Linked DNA regions of Homo sapiens: all the other regions are linked to region 1. A link is a loop called in an ENCODE intact Hi-C map of the cell type or tissue named here. Cell type or tissue: mammary epithelial cell. All regions are shown on one strand. Each heading gives the region's core, and the rest is flanking DNA. Links, peaks and the distances in the headings are about the cores only. Region 1 has its middle 46 kb from the start of PARVA. Region 2 overlaps PARVA (parvin alpha). Region 3 overlaps TEAD1 (TEA domain transcription factor 1).

Evidence for each region. Hi-C counts contacts between places; a loop is a spot of excess contacts. Peaks named below come from ENCODE experiments on the same cell type or tissue, not always from the same donor. Only the 100,000 strongest peaks of a DNase experiment are listed, where the experiment ranks them.
Region 2: it touches region 1 in a loop (5-fold over the local background); 24 of 110 quality-filtered maps call a loop at or near these places.
Region 3: a loop joins it to region 1, with 9 times the contacts of the local background. A loop is called at or near these places in 102 of 110 quality-filtered maps.

Annotation. Positions count from the first base shown.
Region 1 is chr11:12,327,977-12,335,976 of GRCh38, reverse strand. It overlaps a transcript of MICAL2 not described here. Among named protein-coding and RNA genes, the nearest start is that of PARVA, 46 kb to the left of the region's middle. RefSeq lists an enhancer at 5,006-5,507. In mammary epithelial cell, for the core only: a CTCF peak has its summit at 4,500 (motif pointing left); DNase peaks (open chromatin) are centred at 4,496 and 5,316.
Region 2 is chr11:12,480,832-12,489,648 of GRCh38, reverse strand. All of the region lies in intron 4 of PARVA (parvin alpha), which reads right to left. Among named protein-coding and RNA genes, the nearest start is that of PARVA, 110 kb to the right of the region's middle. In mammary epithelial cell, for the core only: a CTCF peak has its summit at 4,127; no DNase peak of the experiment used is centred there.
Region 3 is chr11:12,890,144-12,898,960 of GRCh38, reverse strand. The region is part of intron 9 of TEAD1 (TEA domain transcription factor 1); the gene reads right to left. Among named protein-coding and RNA genes, the nearest start is that of TEAD1-AS1, 28 kb to the left of the region's middle. In mammary epithelial cell, for the core only: a CTCF peak has its summit at 4,691 (motif pointing right); no DNase peak of the experiment used is centred there.

The sequences.
Region 1 (8,000 bases), core at 1-8,000:
GAAAAACTTCTTTAAAGTTCATATGGAACCAAAAAAGAGCCCGCATTGTCAAGTCAATCCCAAGCCAAAAGAACAAAGCTGGAGGCATCATGCTACCTGACTTCAAACTATACTACAAGGCTACAGTAACCAAAACAGCATGGTACTGGTACCAAAACAGATACACAGACCAATGGAACAGAACAGAGCTCTCAGAAATAATGCTGCATATCTACAACTATCTGATCTTTGACAAACTTGACAAAAACAAGAAATGGGGAAAGGATTCCCTATTTAATAAATGGTGCTGGGAAAACTAGCTAGCCATATGTAGAAAGCTGAAACTGGATCCCTTCCTTACACCTTATACAAAAATTAATTCAAGATGGATTAAAGACTTACATGTTAGACCTAAAACCATAAAAACCCTAGAAGAAAACCTAGGCAATACTATTCAGGACATAGGCATGGGCAATGACTTCATGACTAAAACACCAAAAGCAATGGCAACAAAAGCCAAAATTGACAAATGGGATCTAATTAAACTCAAGAGCTTCTGCACAGCAAAAGAAACTACCAACAGAGTGAACAGGCAACCTACAGAATGGGAGAAAATTTTTGCAACCTACTCATCTGACAAAGGGCTAATATCCAGAATCTACAATGAACTCAAACAAATTTACAAGAAAAAAACAAACAATCCCATCAAAAAGTGGGTGAAGGATATGAAGAGACACTTCTCAAAAGAAGACATTTATGCAGCCAAAAAACACATGAAAAGAGGCTCATCATCACTGGCCATCAGAGAAATGCAAATCAAAACCACAATGAGATACCATCTCACACCAGTTAGAACGGCAATCATTAAAAAATCAGGAAAAAACAGGTGCTGGAGAGGATGTGGAGAAATAGGAACACTTTTACACTGTTGGTGGGACTGTAAACTAGTTCAACCATTGTGGAAGACAGTGTGGTGATTCCTCAGGGATCTAGAACTAGAAATACCATTTGACCCAGCAATCCCATTACTGGGTATATACCCAAAGGATTATAAGTCATGCTGCTATAAAGACACATGTGCACGTATGTTTACTGCAGCACTATTCACAATAGCCAAGACTTGGAACCAACCCAAATGTCCATCAATGATAGACTGGATTAAGAAAATGTACATATACACCATGGAATACTATGCAGCCATAAAAAATGATGAGTTCATGTCCTTTGTAGGGACATGGATAAAGCTGGAAACCATCATTCTCAGCAAACTATCACAAGGACAAAAAAACCAAACACCACATGTTCTCACTCACAGGTGGGAATTGAACAATGAGAACACATGGACACAGGAAGGGGAACATCACACACCGGGGACTGTTGTGGGGGGGTGGGGGGAGGGGGGAGGGATAGCATTAGGAGATATACCTAATGCTAATTGACGAGTTAATGGGTGCAGCACACCAACATGGCACATGTATACATATGTAACTAACCTGCACGTTGCGCACATGTACCCTAAAACTTAAAGTATAATAATAATAAAATTAAAAAAAAAGAAAAGAAAATATTCTGGATAAAAAAAGGATGGTTGTGTCTGTACTGAACATACACAGACTCTTTTTCTTGTCATTATTCCCTAAACAACATGGTATAACAACTATTTACACAACATTTACACTGTATTCAGTATTATGAGTAATCTAGAGATGATTTCAAGTATGCAAGAGGACGTGCATAGGTTATACGCAGTGACTACGCCATTTTATATCAGGGACTTGAGCATCCTCAAATTTTGGTATCTTCAGGGGTTCTGGAACAAATCCTCTGTGGATAACAGAGTGTGACTGTATATTTTCCAAATGAGTGTCTTTTCATTTCCTTTATAGTATCTATTGACTAACAACTTGAGGTCAAAAAAAGATTCTTCTTAACATCTCAAGTTTCAATTTTCACATTAAAGTCCTTAATCTTTATGGAATTGATTTGTTTGTATGGTACGAAACAAGACTCAATTTCATTTTTTCCTCTATGGAAACCAATTGTCTCAGAATCACTTATTTCCTGTGATCTCTAATGCTACTGATGGCTTATATCAACTTTTCATATATATAAGAATATGTTTGGATCCTTTGATGACTTTCAGAAAAGTATTAAAATTGGCTCCATAAGATAGTACATGTTTTTTGCTAGATTTACTCCTAGGTACCTTATATTTTTGATGTTAATGTAAGTGATATCTTTATTACTTCATTTTCTAGGTGTTTCATGCTGAGATATTGAAATGCAATTAATTTTTCTAGTTTGAGCTTATATCCAGTCACTGTTATTTAGGTCCATATTATGTTTAATAGTTTACTTGTACATTTTGGGGTTTTTGTCATATAGACAATCCTAGCATCTGGAAACAACAAAATTTTTTTTCTTTCTTTCCAAACCTCTTGCCTTTCTCTGCCTTGTCTTACCACACTGGTTGGGATCTCCTGCACAAAGTTAAATAGAAGACTTAAGAGTAGGCAACATTATTTTATTACTGATTTTTAAAGAAATGCTTCTATTTAACAGTGATGTTTGCCGCATGGTTTTGGAAAATATGTTTCAATTAAGAAAGTTCTATTCTGTTCTATTGCTTTTTTTTTTTGCTAAAAGTTTTTAGCAAATGGATGTTAAATTGTGTCAAATGATTTTCCTTCTTCTATTGAAAAGACCATAAGATTTTCCTCTTTAATTTTTCAATATGGTAGTTGTAAAATCACCCTTAGATTGCCAGATTTAAAAACTAACGGGATTAAGTGTTTGTTATATTCTTTTATCTTTTTGAATCTTTGCTGTATCTGTGGTTGCATCTGCCCTTTCCATTTCTTCTTTATTTCTGTCTTCTGTCTTATTTTTAAAAAACAACTTGCAAGGGTCAGCTTTAGTCTCTCATTAATACGTTTGTTCAATATTTGGCTTGCAATGAGGCCATGGACTTCCTACAGAGTGGCCAGTGAAGCTGGAAACAGAGGTGAATATACAGCAAGCGGACTGTCGGTATTTGTTGAGTGAGCCAGTCTTCCATAGACTAGGAGTGTCCCTGTACATCTTTGCTGAGTGAGCCAAACTGCAAGGCCCTACCATCCTCTGAACCTTAGCCATTCCTCTAACTAGTCAGGTAGAGAATTCCAAGAAGGGGGTCAGGATACTACTGTGTGACTACTGCACAACTACTTGCTTCCTGGGAAAGGGGAATTGGCTCATTTACTGCTTGCTATAAAAGCTGCTGAGTCCTTTTCCTGGGGCTCCCTAGCTATGGGACAACTCACTGCACGCACAGGTGCCATCTGGGCTCATCATGTCACACCATGGGACTTGGGAACAGGGCAACTTGGGCTACCGAGCTGATGTTCCTGCTGTTTGCTATGCTGTGAATAATAAACTCTCTTGCTCTGATGTACTGACTTTTGTTGTTTACTTTTTGCACCTACATAGTTGTGGCAAACAACCCAAGTTCCTTGCATGCTTAATCATCCACTTTGAAGTCTTATTACTCCTGACCATTATCTATAAGGTTGGTGTCCTTTTCTGACAATATCCCATTATATTATGTGACAAAATAATATTATCTGTGTTTCTGTGTTCATGGCTACCTGTATTTAGAGAGACTCCTTTAGAATCACAGAAGATCTCAACCCTTCCCCTGCTCTGCTGACTTATGAATGCACAGCAACCAGCCATGTCTAATGATGGATGAAAGGGTACAACCTTTAACTCACTGCCTTCAAGTACCTTTTGAGAACAAATAGTTATGGAAGGAAACCTAAAGAATATCTATTTCCTAAAACCCATTCCCAAATTGTGGCAGAGTGTCAGAGAGGCATGCCTCAAAACCCATAGTCTGCTATCTTTGTTGAACAGCTTTTATTGCATTACTGTTTTTTGGGGGCGGTGGTGGCGGGGGTGTGGGAGTGATAACAATGAGTCCTCATTGAGATCCTTGTTTGGATCAGGCATGCAAAATTCATGTATTACAAATATTTAGAGAAACCGGCTTAAATCTCTTGTAGGGAGTATAGTTACAAATGAATGTGAATGGATGAACAAACAAATAAATACAATTTGAGAAGTCATTGACCATCCAGCTGTGTTTTATAATAATAGGGACATAAAAGAAAAGAGAAGGAATATTTTTGGATACCTATTTTATTTCAGGCCCTTTTGTGGGTGCTTTACTAACATTATTTCACTTCATCTTTTCTTCATACCACCTCTGTGAGGTTGGTATTATTCATTCAATTTTACAGATGAGAAAATTTCGCAGAAAAGTAAATAATTGTATAAGGACTACATTGGGATTCAAACTCAGGAGTGTCTGATTCTAATGCCTGTGCTCTGTCCAGGACACCTCACTGTACATTATCCAGGAATTTTTATTCCTCGGGTCCTCAGCAGCAGTGAAAACCATGGAGTGTAAGCTCAGCTACCTCCCCGGTCCTGGAGAGGCTTTCGCTAGCATTTCTCACATAATGTGTGCTCCTGCTGCCACCTGCTGGCACTTTGTGCATCCTAATTTTTCTTGGTAAACCCCTCAATCTCCGGGAAGAAGAAACCATCTGGCTCCAAAAAAGGCAAGAAGCTCCATGCAGACAACTAGCTGGTAAATCTTCCCCAAAGCTGGTAAAGCTATAAGGGAATAATTATTCTCATCGACCTCCCCTGGGGAGAAATCCTTTCTCTTTCGAAGTTACTCAGTTTTCATCAGATTCCAGGTATTGAAAGAAAGCCCAGATTGTGTTATCCAGACCATTTAAATTTGAATGGTGGTCTCTTGCTAGACTGGGGTATTCCATGCCCCTAGTATGTAACACTGATCATCATATTGACAAGCAACAAGCCAGTAGGTAACAGTGCCTCAACCAATAAGAGTCTAAGTGGCTGCAGAGCTGGGCTTGGCCTCTTTCCAGAAGGTGGTAGGGCCCCCAGGAATCAGGTTACTGCATATCCTGGTCCTTCACCTGGGCAGCTAGGACCAAGAGGGGACTCTCTTACCTCTGTCAAAGACATCACACACACAGACACACACATACAGACACACACACACACACACACACACACACACACTCTCTCTCTCTCTCTCTGTCTCTCTCTCTCTCTCTCTCTACCCCTCTCTCTGTCTCTCTCTCTCTCTGTCTGTCTCTCCCTCTCTCTCTCTCTCTGTCTCTCTCTCTCTCTCTCCACGTCCTGCAAAACATAATGATTTGTCATCTGGGGTGGATTATTAGATTTTTGTTTTCCTTTGTTTCCCTTTCCTTGACAAAATGGGGAAAAACCCTTCCCGGGGGCGGGAGAGCTTATTTCTGACTGCTGTAAAAAAAGAAAGCAGGAATTGTTGTCACGACAATGAGGAGCTCATCAAAGCCTCATTTTGCTCATCAGCCATCATTGCCCTCCATCCCGCACCCCCGCATGTTCCTCTAATTCAATGCCCGCCTAATGAATAACTCCCAGAACAAAAGCCCCTTTCAGGCTGCCTACATAATTATCAGAGGAGCCTTGCATAACTGTCGCAGACTACTCATGTTTTCAGGTCTGTCTCTAAATTTGGTTATTCACAACCTTTATAGCTCAATATTATTGCCTAACTGTGATCATTTTCTAATTATCCTAATAATACCTATTAAATAATTCCCATTAAATCACTTGAACCGGAGCAGCACAGGCCAGCTCAAATACAACTTAACCTAATAAGCGTTGGTCATTCATTAAGCAACAGGGCAATCTCTTAAAGGGACTGAATAGAATATTAAACCACCAAGGAATATTATTATTGCACAAATGTTATTACAAGTTAGAGTATATTAATTTTGGTGGCTGGTCTGCAAAACTTCCATTTGGTTGCTTTTGAGGCCACTCTCCCGTCTTGACTCTTTTAGTCTCCAGCCCCTTGTTGATCTGCATCTGTCACCCACACAAGGACAATCATGGGAAAAAGGCCCATAAACTTAACAGGGGAATTAAATTACCAAGGATATAAAGGGAATGAATGGAATCCATCTTCTGTCTGGCTTGGCACACCTCCGAAACATCACAAGCTGGCCAGATTTCTTTTGCTATAACTCAAACTAGCTCTCTCTTTTCTTTTTTTTTTTTTTTTTTTTTCATATTTGGGGATGAGGAAGATTTTCAGAAGATGCTTTACAATTTTGGTTTCTATCATTTAAATTTCAAGCAGTAAAAATTAGACAAATTCTTTAAAAGAAGATGTGTGTGGATACTTAGTAATATTTTGTAAAATGATATGAGTAGTGTTTACTAAATGCCTACAACCTAGGCAATACTCCGGTAGAGACTTTGCCTATCAACACTTCTAATTCTCAAAATGACCTGATAATATGGGGATTATTATCTTCACTTTTCAGATAAAAAATCTAGGACCAGAGAGGTTAAGTGATTTTCCCAGGACTATTCAGCCTAAGCGGAGTGGAATAGAATTTGAACACAGGGCTTATTGGCTTATTGGCGCCCACAGCTCCCCACTTCCCACCATGCCACCTCTTGGCCTGTGTTGCTGGCGGCAAACTGAAGCACGCCCTGGCTTTTCTGGTTTTTCCTCTTCTTTTCTAATGCTCTCACTGAGATCAGCAGATTGTCAAAGACAAGGACCAGAGCCTTCTGGACTGGGAATATGACCAAGCACCAAACAAGGGCAGTTCATTCTACCAAAAGTCCCACAGCAGCTGTAGAGATGGACAGTGACTCTCAGTCCAGGCAGCAAGAAACTCTTTATATTTGTAATAAGCCTATTTCTAATGAGCAAATTTGGGTCATCTTTGCAAGGAAATCCAGTGCATTGTAGTAAAAAAAACAAACAGGTATTGATTAATCATCTGCTCCATGCCAGGCACTGGCTATGGATATTACATAAATTATTTTAGCTAATCCTCACCACAAATACAAGTAACAAGTATTATTAGCACTCCCAATTTACCAACAAGAAAACTGAAGCACAGAAGAGGTAAAGTCTGACTCTAGCATTTCCCTGAAATCTAGTTGCTAAATTAACCATGCAGTTAATGAAACTGAAACCTCAGGACCCCTTACTTGGATGGGTCCTTGCAAGGTTCTGGAAGCAGCCCTCACAATTTTACATGCATGACTTTGCATGAACTCCAGGCCTCAGGAAATCTGGGTCTGCACCTGCTAGTTTCATCGCTCTCATGTAACTGGACTCTTAAAGAATTGAAATCCTAATGTTTCACTTGTTAAGTAACAAGTAACCTGTTGTTTATATTATTGCACATTATTTCAGTGCTCAGTTTTTCACCTTTTATATCTCAAATGCTGAAGGCTGAAGACATCACATTATAAAACTAAAGAGACAATACCCCCAACAAACTCTTAGGGCCCCCCAATTCATGAGCCACACCCCTACTGGAAGATTTCCGAAAATGTAGGTTTCTTTAAGCCACTCCTTACCTGAAAACCCTTCACTAGCTCATTTGTGAAGATATTTCATGTCTTTCCACATTTGACCTTTGCAGGTGCTGTTCCCTCTGCCAAAACAATCTCCTCTTTACTGGTTAACTCTTGTTCCTCCTCTGGTTCTCATCTTATAGATCACCCCTTCCCAGAAGCCTTGCTTGATGGCTTCCCTCGCCCCAAGATCAGTTAGGAACCTCTTGGTTCTGTTCACGTTGTACCCTAATGCTTGTTCCTATGACAGCATTTGTCATACTGTATTGTGGATTACCTCTTTACCTATGTGTGCCTCTCAATGGACTATAAACTTCTCAAGGTAGAAACTGCATCATACTCATTGTTACAGACCCAGTGTTTTAATGTCTAATGCATAGTAGGTCTTCACCAGATGAGTTCTGTTTGAATCCAAGAAGCTGAAGCTATTACTGGAAAAGTTACCACTTATTGCTTTACCTTGGGCCAGGCAATGTGTTAACTTAAGCATCAAATATAATTTCTTCTTTAATCCTTATATCAGTTCTATAAAGGAGAAAACCACCATTATCCCCATTTTAGATGAGAAAATG
Region 2 (8,817 bases), core at 433-8,432, 150 kb before region 1:
TGGGATTCACTGAGCTCCCTGAATCTGAGGATTCATGTCTTTCATCAATTCTAGAAAATTCTCATTCATTATGTTTTCTTTAAATATTTACTATACTCCATTTTCTTTTCTTCTAGAATTCCAGTTAGCTATGTATGTTGCATCTACTTAGACTAACCTCTATGTTTTCAAATTCTCTTTCTCGTTTTCTATTCTGTTGTCTTTCTATACTGGATTCTGGGTAATTTCTCTAGTGCTGTCTTCTGGTTCATTAATTCCTTCTTTAGCTGTGTCTAATCCATTGAGGTTTCTAGTTTCATTATTATTCACACTTTTTCATTTCTAGAAGTTCTATTTGGTTGTTTTTCATATCTACCTTCCAGTCTTAATAGTTTCTTGTTCTTTTATCATTTTTAAGTCTTTAAAAACATTTATTTTGACATATTAAACATACTCATTTTATATTCTATAACTGAACACTTTTTTTCTTTTTCTTTTTTTTTTTTAAATAGAGGTGGGGTCTCACCATATTGCCCATGCTAGTCTCGAACTCCTGGGCTCAAGCAATCCTCCCACCTTGGCTTCCCAAAGTGCTGGGGCTACAGGTATGAGCCACCATACCCAGTCTATAGCTCAACAGTTTCTAATATTTATAGTATTTGTGGGATGAATCTACAGATTATTGTTTCTGTTGACAGTGCTCATGGTGGCTTACGCTCATGTCTTTGGTGATTTCTAATTTTGAGGTCATATTCCTTGGAATTTTAACTCTGGGAGTTCTTTGTGGTCTGAGTTTAGAGTTCCTTCCTCTTTAAAAGAAGGACATATGTTTGCTTCTGTCTTGGGGCACTAGTGACCTGGGACAACTTGTAACTAAAATTTCAATTTAGATTTTTTAAAGTCACATAAGTACTGTGAATCCTAGCCTTAAATCTGTGTGAGTATAGACTTTTGATGAGGAGTTATCTGAAGCAGACTTCTTTTTAATTGTTCTGTTCACATCCAAGGCTAAGATAATTTATCCTTATTGCCTCTTTCTGTGGGACAAATTTTGTACTCATTGAAAGAGTTGCCCTTTCAAGACCATGGCTCTATTCAGGGGGCTCGAATCCAACCCTCTTTCTTGCTCAGACTCTACCCAAGATTTGTCTCCTGACCCTGTATGTGTGACCCTTTAAACTTCAGGCTATAGGCCATTAGGAATGATAGGTTATTAGGAATTAGCACTTATCCCACTAGATTTATACTTCCTTCTTGTTCTTGGAATCAGAAGAATTTCCTTCCTTTTCACACCAGTTTAGCCATCCCATACAAAAATATGTTCTTGAAGGCTTATCCAGATTTTTAAAGCATGAGGTACCAATAAGATTTATCTGAACATCTAGTCATCAGCCATAATGCTAAAAATGAAAATCTATTTTCTTATCATATTAATTAGGACCTCTGAAACACTTATAATAGTTGTAACAGCCATTATTTCTCATTTGTCCCTAATACCACATCTCTGATATTTCACTATTTAATATGTTCAGTTAGGTTTTATTTAGTGGTCTTTATCATATTTAAGTAGTTTCCTCTTTCTATTTTACTTGAAATGACTGTTCAAATATGTATCAAATGTTATTTGATATCTACTGATGGGTTAATTCAGTTTTGCTCCTGAAATTTACATATGCACTCAACCAATTTCAATAAGACTGATAATATACAAACAGAGAAAATTCAAGCTGTGAAAACTGTCTCCTTTCCATGGCAGTCCCAAGTTCCCTAGTCCCATTCATAGAGACAGTTTATTATGACTATTACGAGAAATATTCTATGCATACAAACATTGTATGTGTCCCTTGACACACACACACACAGTCGTTCTCTACCATGCCTTTTTCTATGTAGTAAGACATTTTAGAGAGCTTCTCTATTATTTATAAAGAATAATAATAAAAAACTTTCATCTAACTTTTGAGTTTGAGATGAGAAAATAACTCTTTCAGTTTAAGAATAGCAGCATATATCAACAATCCTAAAATCAGATTATAGGAGGAGGATCTTCAAGCAGGGCTATTCAGCAGAACTATCTGGTATGATGGCAATGTTCATTTTTTTAATTGTCCAACGTGGTAGCTACTAGCTACATTTGGCTATTGAGCACTTGATATCTAGCTGGTGTAACTGAGAAAATGAATGTTCCATTTTAATTGCTTTTAACAGCTGCATATGGCTATTGGTTGCTGAATTGAATAGCTCAGCCATAGAGGTTTTTAAAGCCACCTTCCTGACTTTACAGGAGAGTGATCGGAGTAACAGAGGTATGTTTTAGTGGTGAAACCAAGATTGGAACTGAGATCTCCTGTTTCTTCATTCCTGCTTCAATTTTAGCATAGCTGCCACTTCAGCCCAGCATTTTAGGGCATAGAAAAGTGACTCTCAAAGTAAACAAGATCAAACTCTTCAAGATGCATCTCCTCCTGGGGTTCATGGAGTCATACCTGTTCAACATCCACCACATAGAATCAGCCTGGTTTACTCTAGCTACTCTCCCTACATCTCTAGGTCCTCTTCAAGCTTTTCCCCATCCAAACTGACACTCCTCTATTTGACACTATCCTTTTCTCATGAGGAGATGCTCTGCTGGAGTTCCTTCCACTCTCTCTGAGCATCTCCCATACTGCTCCTATGTTATTTCCTAAAGCCCCATTTCTGACTGTGTTGTTTTGCTCATAAGGCACCACTAGTTGCCGCTACCAAAACAATACAGTCTAAAACTCTTAGTTCATGGTCCTCTAATGTGAGCTTCATCTTCTTCCTTTATTTTATTTATTGTTTTGAGACAGAGTCTCACTTTGTCTTCCAGGCTGGAGTGCAGTGGTACGATCTCAGCTCACTGCAACCTCTGCCTCCTGGGCTCAAGTGATCCTCCTGCCTCAGTCTCCTGAGAAGCTGGGATTACAGGCGCCCACCACCATGCCCCACTAATTTTTGTATTTTTAGTAGAAATGAGGTTTTATCATGTTGGTCAGGCTGGTCTTGAATTCCTGGCCTCAAGTGATCTGCCTGCCTCGGCCTCCTAAAGTGCTGGGATTACAGGCATGAGCCACCGCACCCAGCTTTATTTTATTTTATTTTTATTTTTATTTTTGAGACAGAGTTTCGCTCTTGTTGTGCACGCTGGAGTACAGTGATGTGATCTCGGCTCACTGCAACCTCCGCCTGCCGAGTTCAAGCGATTCTCCTGCCTCAGCCTCCCAAGTAGCTGGGATTACAGGTATGTGCCACCATGCCTGGCTAATTTTGTATTTTTAGTAGAAACAAAGTTTCTCCATGTTGGTCAGGCTGGTCTCGAACTCCCGACCTCAGGTGATCCACCCACCTCGGCCTCCCAAAGTGCTGAGATTACAGGTGTGAGCCACGGCGCCCAGCCCTTTATTTTAAATAGACTTTTCATTTTAGAATGGTTTTTAGATTTATAGAAAAGTTACAAACAGTACAGACAATTCCTATGCACTCCGAACTCAGTTTCCCCTCCTATTGTTAACAGCTCACATTACTATCGTACATATGTCACAGCTATTTATGTATGGCATTAGTACATGACTGTTAACTCTATATCTTATCTGGATTCACTAGGTTTTTTCTAATGCCCTTTTTCTGTTTCAGGAAACGGTCTAGGATACCACTTCTTTTCTTCATGTCTCCTTAGCGTCCTCTGTTCTGTGATGGTTTTTCACACTTGCATTGTTTTTACCATGACCTTGACAGTTTTGAGAAGTGATGGTCAGGACTGCTTGATTTTTCCTATATTTTTCTCATGGGTAGGCTGGGGAGGAAGACCACAGAAGTGAAGTACCCTTTCATTACACCCTCCCCCTACCCTGTCCCCACTTCCACACTCTAACCATGGGAAGCCTGTCACTAAATTCAGCCACTCAAGGATTGTGGAATTAATTGCCACCTTTTTTGAAGGGGTTATATCTACACAAAGTATTTGAAATTCTATAAGGCAGAGTTGTCTTTTTGTTCCCATTTGCTTATTTGTTCAGTTATTTATATCAGTATCAATTTAAGGGTATTTAGACTTTGGGTTATAATCCAATACTGCTATTATTAATTTTTCCCCCAAATAATTCCAGCTTTGGCCACTGGGAGCTCCCTCAGGTTGGTTTTGGACATTTTCAATGTGTGGCCCTGTATATATATTTTTTCTTAGCACTTCTTTTTGGTACTGCAAGATGCTCTAGGCTCATCTACATTCCCTGCCCCAGGTCTAAAATTAGCCATTTCTCCAAGAAGTCCTGGTTTCTCCTGTTGGAAATGGTGCTAAAAACCACGACCTGGGAGCTGGGTCTCATTTTCTTTGTTAGCCTCATATCCCAGTCACCCAACCCTGATGGTCATCTACCCACTGGCTCCTGGACTCTACAGCATTTTCCCTCCATTAGCACCAAAATTAACAGAGGCTTCCTGGAAACTCTTTTGTTGTCTTGGCTAAAGTGCCCTTTCTCCTTCCTCATATGGTTGAGAATCTTTTTCTGTAAGGCCCCATTCAAAATGCCCCCTCTGGCTGGGTGAGGTGGCTCACGCCTTTAATCCCACCACTTTGGGAGGCCAAGGTGGGTGAATCATTTGAGCCCAGTAGTTTAAGACCAGCTTGGGCAACATGGTGAAATTCCATCTCTACAAAACACACAAAAATTAGTTGGGTGTGGTGGCACACACCTGTGATCCCAGCTACCTGGGAGGCTGAGATGGGAAGATCTCCTGAGCCCAGGGAGGTCAAGGCTGCAGTGAGCTATGATTGTGCCACTGCACTCCAGCCTAGGCAATAGAGTGAGGCCCTATCTCAAAAAAAAAAAAAAAAAAAAAAGTCAACAAAAATCAAACACCAAAATACCCCCTCTTTCCTGAAACCTTTCCCAAACTCCTACTTGATCTCTTACAGACCTGTATACTACCAGGCTGTGAGTTTCCACAAGACAGCATATGACACATTTACTTTTATATTCCTGAACTCAGCAGTTAGCATATAGCACACCAAATGGTTTTTGCCTAGTGGATATTATTATCTGACTGATTAAGATCAGTGTAAAATGCACTCTTTAGGGTCTATCAGGGAAAAAGAAAACCACACACACACACACACACACACACACACACACACACACACACACCAAAACAAAACCACCCTCCTGCAGAACTTTACTGCCACAGGGAAACTTTTGGTCTCAAGCCTGAAGAATGATATCCTGTTTCAGTCACATGTTACTGTGAAAACCAGAAAGAAGAGCCCTGGAAGCTTATGACTCTCATCTCTGAAAATAGGCCTTTTCTGTTCCCAGCACATGTACATGTTCAAACATAAGGATCAGTCAAATGAAACATACCACAAGGAAATTCACATAGACATCCCAAGCCAGGAAACCTCAATAAGAAGCAGGCAGTGGGCCATGTTCAAATGAAGTGATGAATTATGTTGTATAGGCATCTTCCTGGAATCGCTTATCCCATCTCTCACTCAGTCATGCCTACTGCCTAGGTGTTGTGAATGTAAATATAACCAGGTGACCATGGACATACCTGTATAACTGAGGTATTTGGAAATGTGTCCCAACTTTGGATGATTCTGTGACTTCTTATTGATGCCATGGAGTAAGAGTATATTCTGGGAGACCTAAGGCTCTTTCTTCCATCAATCACCCTGGAAGGGGGTAATCCTGGACAAGAAATGAGGTGACTTTTTGGCTGGGGTAGGAAGGAACTTCCTCCTCATTCTGGGGTTCGGAAACCTCTGCTCTGAGGTTTGGAAAGGGCTAGGGCTGCTCCCATGAGAGGATGAAGTGTATGTCATGAAGAGGCAGGCCAGCGTTGCTGGCAGCTAATATTTTATTGGCAGCAACATCAACAGCGCAGAGAAGTGGCCAGTGTCCCCACAGCGGGGTTGCTGTCTCTGTGGTCTCTCTGGATGACAGCGATGCCCCTTCCCCCAGCTCCTTGGCCCACCTGCATTCATCTGCAGCTACAGACAGCTCCTAGCACACTGATGGCCATCTCTGGCCCCAAGGCTCTCTCCTCTGTCACCACAGGAGCACAGCCTGGAAGTTTTTATTTCCTGCACAGGTCACCCTCAACCACAGGGGGAAAGGAGCCATAGGATAAATGCCCTTGCTACCTTGCACTGGGAAGGGTGATTCTGAGATGTGTTGTTACGTGGTTTCTCAGAGGGCCCAGCTATGAGCCCTGGTTGAAACAGAGCTGCTGTTCTGATTAACATACTCGTGTTTGGCATTTCTCTCTTCCCCTCTTACGTGCCCTACTCAGTTATTTGTACGTTTTAAGGTCACCTTCTATATAAGCTTCCTCCACCCACATCCTTGTCTTGGCGTCTGCTTTTGGGAAAACCTAAACTAAGATCTGCTGCCAGGGCAAGTGGGAAGACCCAGGGAATACAGGCAGCAATGGGGCAGCTGGGTTGGGCAGCTAAGAAAGGACTAGGGAGAGGCTGTTCTGATAGAATCTACCAGAAATGCCTGGGGCCTGTGAGAAGGGTGATTTTCCTGCAAGGAAGGCAGACACTGCTGTGAGCAAGGGGCATGTGGCCACACAGAGGTGAGCCAGGCATGCTATTGCTCCCCATTGAGCTCACAATTGGAGAACACCCAGCCAGTCCTTGCCAGCCAAAGTCACATGGCATCTCAAGGACGCTCACCTGTTCAGGCTTTCACCACAGCAACGAAACATATACAACTCTCTGCCAAGAAGTCCCTGCCTAATATGGTTTGGCTGTGTCCTTGCCCAAATCTCACCTTGAATTGTAATAATCCCCATGTGTCAAGGGTGGGGCCAGGTGGACATAACTGAATCATGGGGTAGTGAATAAGTCTCACGATATCTGATGGTTTTATAAATGGGAGTTCCCCTGCACAAGCTTTTCTGCCTGCCGCCATGTAAGACATGACTTTGTTCTTCATTCGCCTTCAGCCATGATTGCAAGGCCTCACCAGCCATGTGGAACCGTGAGTCAATTAAACCTCTTTCCTTTTTTTTTTTTTTGAGATGGAGACTTGCTCTGTCACCCAGGCTGGAGTGCAATGGTATGATCTTGGCTCACTGCAACCTCTGCCTCCTGGGTTCAAGCGATTCTCCTGCCTCAGCCTCCCAAGTAGCTGGGATTGCAGGTGCCCACCACCACGCCTGGCTAATTTTTGTATTTTTAGTAGAGATGGGGGTTTCACCATGTTGGTCAGGCTGGTCTCGAACTCCTGACCTCATGATCCACCTGCCTCGGCCTCCCAAAGTGTTGGGATTACAGGCGTGAGCCACCACACCCGGCCAGCTTTCCTTTTTAAATTACCCAGCCTTGGGTATATCTTTATGAGCAGTGTGAGAACAGACTAATACACTGCCACACCTTCTCACACACTTCTGCCTCTAGGTTCTGGGTCTTTGCTCCACAATGTAATCAACATGGCTTCCTGGATTCCATGTCCTTTTTTTTTCTTTTTCTTTTTTTTTTTTTTTTGAGACAGGGTTTCGTTCTTGCTGCCCAGGCTGGAGTGCAATGGCACGATCTCGGCTTGCTGCAACCTCTGCCTCCTGGGTTCAAGTGATTCTCCTGTCTTAGCCTCGCAAGTAGCATGCACCACCATGCCCGGCTAATTTTTTGTATTTAGAAGAGATGGAGTTTCACCATGTTGGTCAGGCTGGTCTCGAACTCCTGACCTCAGATGATCCACCTGCCTGAGTCTCCCAAAGTGCTGGGATTACAGGTGTGAGCCACCACGCCTGGCCCTGTATCCTTTTCTTGATGTCAGATGTGTATGCTCCTGGGCTACGAGAGGCCCCTATGCCATTTCCATCATCTTCTAAGTGCTAGTGTTTCATAGTTACTTTACTAATCTCAAACTCAGACCCCTCCAGCTCGCTGCCCAAACAACTCAGTATTAAGGAAGCTCAACCCCCAGTACGATTAGAAGCTGGATTTCTGGGAACAGTCATGCCTAGTTAATACCACCACGTAAGGGCACTGTACCTAGGTACAGATGTTTGGTTATTTATGCTGCAGACAACAAGTTAAAAACATCCACTAATATACCCACATCTTGATATCTAAATTCCATTCTCTAATAAAATAAATCAGGGCTCGTTGGAGAAGTGATTGATTTCAGGACTGGAGTAAGAAAAATATAAGATGGTCTTGGAGTATCTTATGATGTGAGAAACAAAGGAAATGCTCAGAAAAAAAAAAAATATGGGCAGCTTGTTGAACGTGTCCAGGAGGCAACCTGAAAGAGCTCCCAATGGCCGAAGCTGGAGGCCAATGAGCAAAAAAGTGAACGATAAAGTAGTACTGGATTAAACCCAAAGTATAAAATAAATATGTCCATAGTGATATAAATAAATAGAAATGACAACTCTTCCTTTTAGAATTCCAGTTAATAAATGCAGAAGGAATACAGAGAAGAGACCATCTCTGCTAGAACACTACCATAAGAATTGCGGCAGATGCATTCTAAATGGATGCAAAAACTAGAGGGAGAAGTTTAAGGAGAAACAGGATATTTACGTGGTCTCAAAGTATCTCTCCCCACTTAAAAAAAATTAATTAAAAAGAGAAAAACAGTCACTTTATAATGAAGAAATCTGGCAGATACCACCCTGACAATGTGATTGAGGTTAACATGACCAGTGACACGAAAAATAGCCAGAGGGGAACGTAAGGTCAGAGTGCTCACTCAAAACTCTGCCTCCTTTATACTCACAGGGTCGTTAAAAAAAGAAAACAAACCAAAACATTCCCCAAAATCTCTGCTTCCAGACTGATCCCTCCCAGGAGCTCCTGATGCA
Region 3 (8,817 bases), core at 436-8,435, 560 kb before region 1:
GCCCTGACATCTACAGGTCAAGAAGGTGAATGGGGGTAAAATCTACCACATACCAATGGGGACCATGAAGGTACAGCTGAAAAGCAAGGTGCTGAGTGTAAAGCACGAAAGCCTTGGAGCCAGACACAAACCTGAAACCTCAAGACTTCTCATATGTGCAATGGGGATATAATACCTGTAATATTTGCAACATATGTGAATATTAAAGGAGCTAATGCTCAGAAGGTGCTTGGCATAGGACCTGCCATATAAGAAATGTTTGATAGGGGCCAGGATTGGTGGCTCACACCTGTAATCCCAGCACTTGGGAGGCTGAGGAGGGTGGATCACTTGAGGTCAGGAGTTCGAGACCAGCCTGGCCAACACGGAGAAACCCCATCTCTACTAAAAATACAAAAATTAGCCGGGTGTGGTGGCACACACCTGTAATCCCAGCTACTCGGGAGGCTGAGGCAGGAGAATTGCTTGAACCCAGGAGACGGAGGCTGCAGTGAGCCAAGATCACACCACTGCACTCCAGCCTGAGCATCAGAGAGATACTCCGTCTCAAAAAAAAAAAAAAGTGTTCATGTTCAATAAATTATAGCTAAGATGACCATTGTTATAGTTTATTATCATGTGACATTCACTAGATCCTGAGGTAGAAGCAAAATAACTTTCCTGCTTTTGCTATCCCTCCTGCCTAGTAAAGAAAAAAGAAACACAAGCCAAGAGCTGGGAGCAAGCAGTGAAGCCAAGTGACTGTTCAAATCCCTGATAATGGCCCACTCATAACCAGCTGCTCAGAGTGTGGGCCTCTCACCTGTGCCTGAAGGAAGGAAGGAAGAGACCTTGTGTCCACTGGGCGCTGTGAGCAATGTGTTGTTTATAGATGTGATCTCAGGTAATCTTTGCCTCATGACGCTGCTGGAGGTGGATTTAATTTAAATCATTTTACAGATGAGGAAATAGAAGCTTAGAGATGAACTGACTTGCCTGAGGTCACACATCCAGGAATAGTCCTGGAGTTAATAAAACTTGGATCTGTCAACACCACAGCCCTTGCGTTTGCTGCAAACATTAATCACACTGTCCCCCAAAAGAAAATGTCTAAGCCTTTCTAACACCGTTAAACCAACGTTTTTTGAAAGTTGATTTGGGAAAGGAACAACAGCAAAAAAACTAAACAGCGTTTTAAAACTTCTATGAAGTTAAATTAGAATTAGTGACAAACATGATTCACAAATGCATCAGATAGAGTCCACAAAGGTTTCTATTTTGAGGAATTTACCTCTGTGTTCAAGGCTGAAATGAATAGAGAAGGGGCAGGCTGTCTTTGCCAAAGGAAACTGGGCACTGTCTCTACAAGGCTGGTGACTTGAAACCAAACTCTGACCATTGGCATCTGAGTGGCTTCACTGCTGCCAAGAGGTGGTGACTCTGTTTCTAAGAATACAAAGTACTACAGAAGGTGCCCTGGAGACCACAGCATTGAAACAAACAGACCACCCTCTCCCCTTCATTCAACCTGGGTAGGTCAGGAATCCCTCTGTCCCCAAATCCAGAAGGCTGAAAGGAAGAAATCTGTATGTTGGGTTCAAGTTTTAATGAAATGAATTCTAAAAACCCTTTGGTGAAGGCTCTATTTCCAGTCTTGCCAGTTCTCCTTATAAGGGAAGTGGGCCAAGGTGGATTATTTATTTGCTTCTCTCCTTCCCAAATAAATCTCGTTTCTTCTCCAGCAGTGGTAGTTTCCCCAAAAGTGAAGGTGGCACATAAAACAAAAAAAGGGCAATTCTATTCTATGGGGCACAAAACAAATACTCATAAGAGAAAACTGGCATTTGGGAAAGAAAACTGGCATTTGGGATCAAGATATGAGCAGAAAAAGGGCGAATGTCAATGACTCACATATGCAAGGCCCAAGACTCGATTTCCTCAATATCCAAAACGGAGGCTAATTTTGACTTCTCCAAAAGAGTCCCCTAGGCACTCAGTAGAGGCACAACTGATTATCAACATCTCAAGGTCAACGATGGAAAAGGTACTCACTCTGCCTGTTTTACAGATTTTAATAGAATGAACCAGCACACCTATCATCCATCATACATGCCAGGCACTGTGCTAGACACCAGGAATCCATGAGCTAACAACAAAGTGCTCATCTTCATAGAACCTACAGAGTGACTGTACAGAGCAAGCTTATTACCTCGATACTTAGAATTCTATCTTTCCCAAATAAATATATGTTCTCATAAATTCCTACAGAGAAGATGGGGATAATAAAGACAGTCAACACCACTTCTACATATCACATGAACTAAATTAGCATTTACCTGCTCTTTTTATAAGAATGACCTTATTCTCCAGCATTAAACATATTGTTCATTAGCAAGGAGAAAATATGTGGAAATCACCTAGAAAACATGAATAAAGTTTCACAAGTCCAAGGCAAAAACCATAATGAACATCAAATTATCCATTACACATGAAAGTAGAATACTCTTTCAGATATTTAAGGTATCAGAAAACTGACCTTCCTTGCAACTTGTTCCCAGGGAGCTATAGGAGGGTATGTTCCTACAAAAGGATGGAATACGTTTTAAAAAGAGATGGGGCCTAACATAGAAGAAAGGTAAAGAAACCAGCCAGGTCAGCAACCAGTCCAGAGTGGATCCGTGGAGCTGAGGACTCCTGGAAGGATGTCACCAAGAGAGCGGACCTGATTTATATCTCACCATCTGGAGAAGAGTATGAGTTCTCCTCGAAACTTTGAGGGTGAATTGGTGTAGCTATGTAAAACTGAACAATTTTTTAAGAAGACAACCATACACCCCAGAAAAAAACGTTTTACAATTAAGGAAATGGTTCCAATATATAACATTAACCACGCTGTGTGCAAAATTTATATGGGTTTGTAAAATTAACTGAATGCTAATTTTTTTTAATGTGATATAAGCACATAGGGTGACTGAAAGGAAGACGGAGGGGGGCATATACTAAATTTAGAGAAAAGCACATAGGGGGACTGAAAGGAAGACGGAGGGGGGCATATACTAAATTTAGAGAACTAAATCGTAGTCTTCTATGTTAAGAAGTCAACAGATGATGCCTAAAATTAATAGAATGAGATATACAATATAAGCATGTTATTTAGAAATGTGGAGGTAAATATATTAATACAAAGAAATGGCTGAAAAGGCTGCAAGCAATGGTCCCCAAAAAGTAGAACTGGAAGGTGAGGAGCCATGAAGGAGCAGAATACTGCTTTTCCTATGGGCCACGTGCTTCAATCTGGCTTATACAATTATTTTATTAAATAAACCACCAATCAAAAACTATCTTGAAAGATTATGGAGTTTTTCTGAGGAAGGGAAAGAACCATAAAAGGAAGCAAAAAACATTACTTCAGGATGTTTACTCTGTGTTAGCCACAAGTTCCTTGGGCTTTAAAGGAGCTCGGGTCAGACTGCAAAGCTTTCCTACAGCTCAAACGCTCAGGACAGCTGGACAGGAGCTGGGACGCTTGTCTGCAGGTAGGGTTCACCAAAAAGATGTTGCACCAGTAAAACCCTACCTGGATCAAGGATGCCACGCAGTACCTGATGCCATCTTAATATGTGGATTTCTATTTTGACTTGGAGAAATGTCCATTTTCTCTTTGTTTTGCTATAATCCCTCCAGTTATTCTTCATAGCAGTTGCAAATAATAATAAAGGTGAATGCAACCCTCGAAAGTCAACCATTCACTTGCAAAGGGCTTCTGAGATACCCGGGGGGGGTTAATAAAGGACTTTCGTCTTCCTTCAAAGCTGCTCTATGGGTCACTTTGTTTCCTGGTCCCTGCTGTTCTTTGCTGCTTAGGGAGCCTGCAGTGAGGAGTGATGAACACCTGGACTGTGGTGTCAGATGGGATCTGGGTTTGAATCTGAGCAGTAGCACCACTTCCTAACTGAGTCATCCAGGGCAAGTGATTATAGCCCTCTCTCTCTGCTGCAGTTTCCACAGCCATAGTGGAAATATGTATACTTAGTAGAACTATAATGCAGGAATAATAATAGTACCTACTGTACTGGAGTGTCAAGAATATTAAATGAGATAATGCAAGGAAAACACATAACACTGTACATAGCACGTAATTTGCTGTTGTTATTACTTTCCGGAAGAATCATGATGTTTCTTTACTTTGGACGAAATAATGTGAAATCAATACGGTCCCTCTGATAACAAAAACCTGGACATACTAAAACTTAAAGCATAAATGAAGACAGGGAAAGTTTCAGACTCATTAAGGCGATTCTGTTCTGATGTTACCATCGGTGCTAGGGTAGTGGCAGTGTGGGGAAGCCTTGTGGGGTCTGGCGTCCGCATTTCCCTCAGGCACACAGTACCCTCTCCAGATACCTGCTTCCTACCTTCCTCTAAGGCATGCAAAGTCTGTTCCCAAAAGTGGAGTGGGGACAGCCTAGGAGGTTGTCCATCACTGTAGATGAAACAAACCACAACAGTACAACTTCCAACAGTGGTCACTGGGGCTTTTTTCTCTTTTTTTTAAAAGGACTGACAATACATTCTAGATGTATTGAATCTAGATGTATTGAACTGATGAAGGCAGTTCAATCTTTGTGGAAAAGGAAGAAAAAGCCCTACAAATCTGCTAGTCCTCAGCATCTGCGAGGTGCCCTCAGACACACCGGGTCCTGCACTGCACCGTCCAACCTGAAGATGGCAGTCTTTTCCTAAATTTGTTCCAAAAATTCTAAGTATTTGAAGAACGTAGTGAAACCTTGAAAAATGACTGCTGTCAAATAATACCAAGAAAAAAATTATAATCCACTTAGGAATTTAAAGAAATCAAGACAAATAACTCATGTCAAGGTATGCTAATGTACAAGCTGGAACAGAACAAGGACAAATCACCTACATTTACTTCTTGTCACGGTCCTGCCTGGAATGTCTGTCCACCTACCCCCCAGGGCAGGCTGGGCAGCCTGCGGTGGCCCCTGGGGGGACAGGGAATGGCTGCGGAGCCAAGCCAAGACAGGTTCCCGCACATTCAGCCCAGGAGCTTGCCTGTGCTCACGGTTCCTGCCCAGGAGAAAGTGAATCTGAAGTGGGTTCTCTCCTCAGCTCACTGTCCAGGGCACCAGCCCTGTTCTGGCCACTTGGCCCTGATATGCCACTTCATCCCATGCCCCTCGTTCTTCCCAGAGAGAAACATCATTGGAAACAAGGAGCAAGTGAATGCCTCCTTCCGGGATCTCACACCGAGATGCATCCTTCCCACCTCCCACTCCCAGCACCATCTCTACAGAGGGGCTGCTGCTTCCTCAGACAGGAGTGTGTCTTCCCCACAGAAGTGCAGCTGAAAGGCCCACCGACTGAGTGAGCAACCAGGAAGGTGCGTGGGGTGCGGACCTGCCAAAGAAAGCAGAGGGGGCCTGACTGGGGCCTCTGTGAAATGTCTATAGAACCCGGATTTCCAGACGCTTTCAGTGGCCTCCTTCCCAAAGGGTAATGAAGAAACAGGGGAAGTGGCCAGAGCATCTTAGAAACACAGTACAATGTCTGCTGCCACAAGAGAGTGTGCCCTGGGCCGGGAGGGGCTCGCAGGTGGCTCGGCAAGGGCTCAGGACTGTGAGGGGCATGGGGGTGCTCCACACTGAGCCATCATCTCCTTCCCCGGGAGACACTCCATCTCCTACGTCCTGCTGGAAGACCAGGCTTGGAAAAACATGAGAAAAACCTGAGAGACATTCAAGGACTAAGCAGAGCCAACCGTTAGATCAGCTGCAGCCTTCCTCCCCAAACCTGGAAGGCCAAATGTACTTTCCGACCACTTATTCCGAAGCATGAGATGGGAACATTAATGACACCTGGGTTAGAATATCTAGGCTCTGCTATTTTTGAGCTGAGTGGCTTGAGGCAAGTTGCTTAACCTTTCTGGGCCCTGGCTTCCTCATCTGAGCAGTGATGAACCCTAGCCTGTCTACAAGGTCAAATGAAACAGTCAATGTGAAAATTCCGCCCAGGCCACACAGAGCTGCACAGATGCTGGTGACCTGGCTTACTGGCATGAGATCACTTCCAAGCCCTGAATTACAGGAGAGAAGGAGCCTCTTTTCTGAAGGACCAGGAACCAGATTTGTTCAAACAGCCATTCTCCACCCCAAGATGGAGCAACTGCCTCAGCAGCCACTATAAAACTAGGAAGCTCCTCCAGAGACACCGGTGCCCTTCTCTGTCCTGCCCAGGATAAAGGCAAGAACCCTCCTGGCAATCGGGAATTAAAACCTTACTGCTGCTGCTTCTTTTTTATTTTTGTTTATTTATTTTTTTGAGACAGAGTCTCCTCTGTTGCCCAGGCTGGAGAGCAATGGCGCGATCTCAGCTCACTGCAACCTCTGCTTCCCAGGTTCAAGCAAATCTCCTGCCTCAGCCTCCCGAGTAGCTGGGATTACAGGCACCCACCATCATGCCCAGCTAATTTTTGTATTTTTGTAGAAGCGGGGGATTCACCATGTTGGCCAGGCTGGTCTTGAATGCCTGACCTCAGGTGACCCACACGCCTTGCTTGGCCTCCCAAAGTGCTGGGTTTACAGGCATGAACCACTGCGCCCGGCTGAAACCTTGCTTTTTATCTTGTGTCTCCAACCTAATCCCCCATGCACAGCCATCCCCCTCTTCTTTCTTCCACAGGCCTCATTAATGTCATATTTCCTTAGAGCTGTCCTGGTCACATTTTCCAAACCAAGAAAGGATCTGTGTTCTGACAACGGAATTTTAGTTGATCTGTAAATTTAGGCCATTGAAAGAAGTATAAAAATGTGAAATTAAATCATCCTTGGGCCCACGTTTGACCAACTGCCTTTACGAGAAAGAATCATGTTATCTGCAGGATATATTTACAGACCTTCCATGCGGGCTCAACCACAGGCCTGCCAGTCCCCCAGAGGGGAGACCTTGGGCTCCCTCTGACTATGAAGACTGCTAACTCCCACATCCACGTCCAGGAGGTCCAGCCCCTTGGAATAAAGATAAGGGCCAGAACACCAGGCAGCAAAACTCCCTTCCTTCTGGCTGAGGGGCTGCCATCACCAAGCCCAGGTGACCCTTCAGGAACTCTCTCCTGTCCTGGAGCCCAAATCAAATGTCCATCTGTGAATGGAGAACAATCCCTGCCCTTCCCATTTTCCCAGATAGTGGGGTAAGTGTCATTTTCTCATACACTGTGAAATTCAGACAAAGTTCAAATAGTCAACCCTGCCATCTATTAGCCAGGTCCCAGATGAAGTTACTTAAACTCTCTGAGCTTTCCTGTCTCTAATAGGTATTTCAACAAGCTTATTTTGAGAATGAAAGGCAAAAGCATTATCATCAAGTCAGTTCTTAGCAATCCTGCTTCCTCCTCTGTTCCAGGACTCTTCAAATCTTATCAGCATCCTTGGTCTCCAACACCCAGTCATTACCATTTATCCTCCTCTTCTCACAGCTCATTAATCCACAAGGCTTTTTAATTTTATCTCCATAACATCTCTCCCCTCTGCCATTTCCTCAGCCATGGCCCCTGCCCTGGTTTGGTCCTCATCAGCCACCAGCTGGCCAACAGTATAGTTTCCTCCAGCCCCTGCTCTCACCTGATGCAGCCATCGTGTTCCTGAAGCACAAATTAGATCACATCCTCTCTTTAAAAAGCAGGGTGGGGTGGGAGAATACATATTCATATTAGATTGTATATGCACTAAAATCACTACAAAGCCTCATAAGAGAATAGTAGCAGTGGCTACCTACTTAAGGGTAGGATAGGAATGAGAAGGAAGGGACATCTCCCTTCCATTCTCTTATGCTTGGAGATTTTTTGACCACATTAATTTACTACCTTTATGAAAAGTTTAATTGATTTTAAAAACTAATTGAGGCCGTGCATGGTGGTTCACATCTGTAATCCCAGCACTTTGGGAGGCTGAGGCAGGCAAATCATTTGAGGTCAGGAGTTTGAGACCAGCCTGGCCAACATGACAAAACCTTGTCTCTACTAAAAATACAAAAATTAGCCAGGCATGATGGTACATGCCTGTAATCCCAGCTATGTGGGAGGCTGAGGCAGGGGAATTGCTTGAACCCAGGAGGTGGAGGTTGCAGTGAGCCAAGGTTGTGCCACTGTACTCCAGCCTGGGCGACGAAGCAAAACTCCATCTCAAAAGTAATTGAAAAATATTCTGACTCCTGTTAGAATTTCAGTAGAGTCCAAAGCACTTAGTGAGCACATTCTCGCAAGCTTGATCCCTGTCCAGAGCTCTGGCTCAATTTCCTTTCACATTACTGTAAGACATTCAGGTTCAGAAGCATTTGTGGAGTGCTCAGTATGTTCAGGGATATTACTAAATGTAATCATCACAGTAAGCATGGCAGCGATCCTGTTATGTCCACTTAAGACAGACTGGAAACTGAGGCTGAGCTGCGGTAATCTGCCCCAAATCTCAAACAGCTGCTAAGAATTCTAGTATCAGTCACCTCTTTGCTGCCACTAGAGCATGATGAAAGATAGGCTCTAAAGCAGCGGTCCCCTTTTTGGCACCAGAGACTGATTTTGTGGAAGACAATTTTCCATGGGTTGGAATAGGAACTCAGAGGAAACCCAGAGTAACCATCTACCCAATGTGGAAGGCCCTCAGAGGTCTGGCCTTGCTTGGGGAGCTCCTACTTTGCAGGCAGCTGTTTTTAACTTTTGAACTTTGTCTTTATTTCTTCAAAAGTACAGTGACATGGTTAAGAATACAGAGTGGTGGTAAACTTTGGCACAGTCACCGTTTTTGGAGGTAGAGCTTGATAACTTTA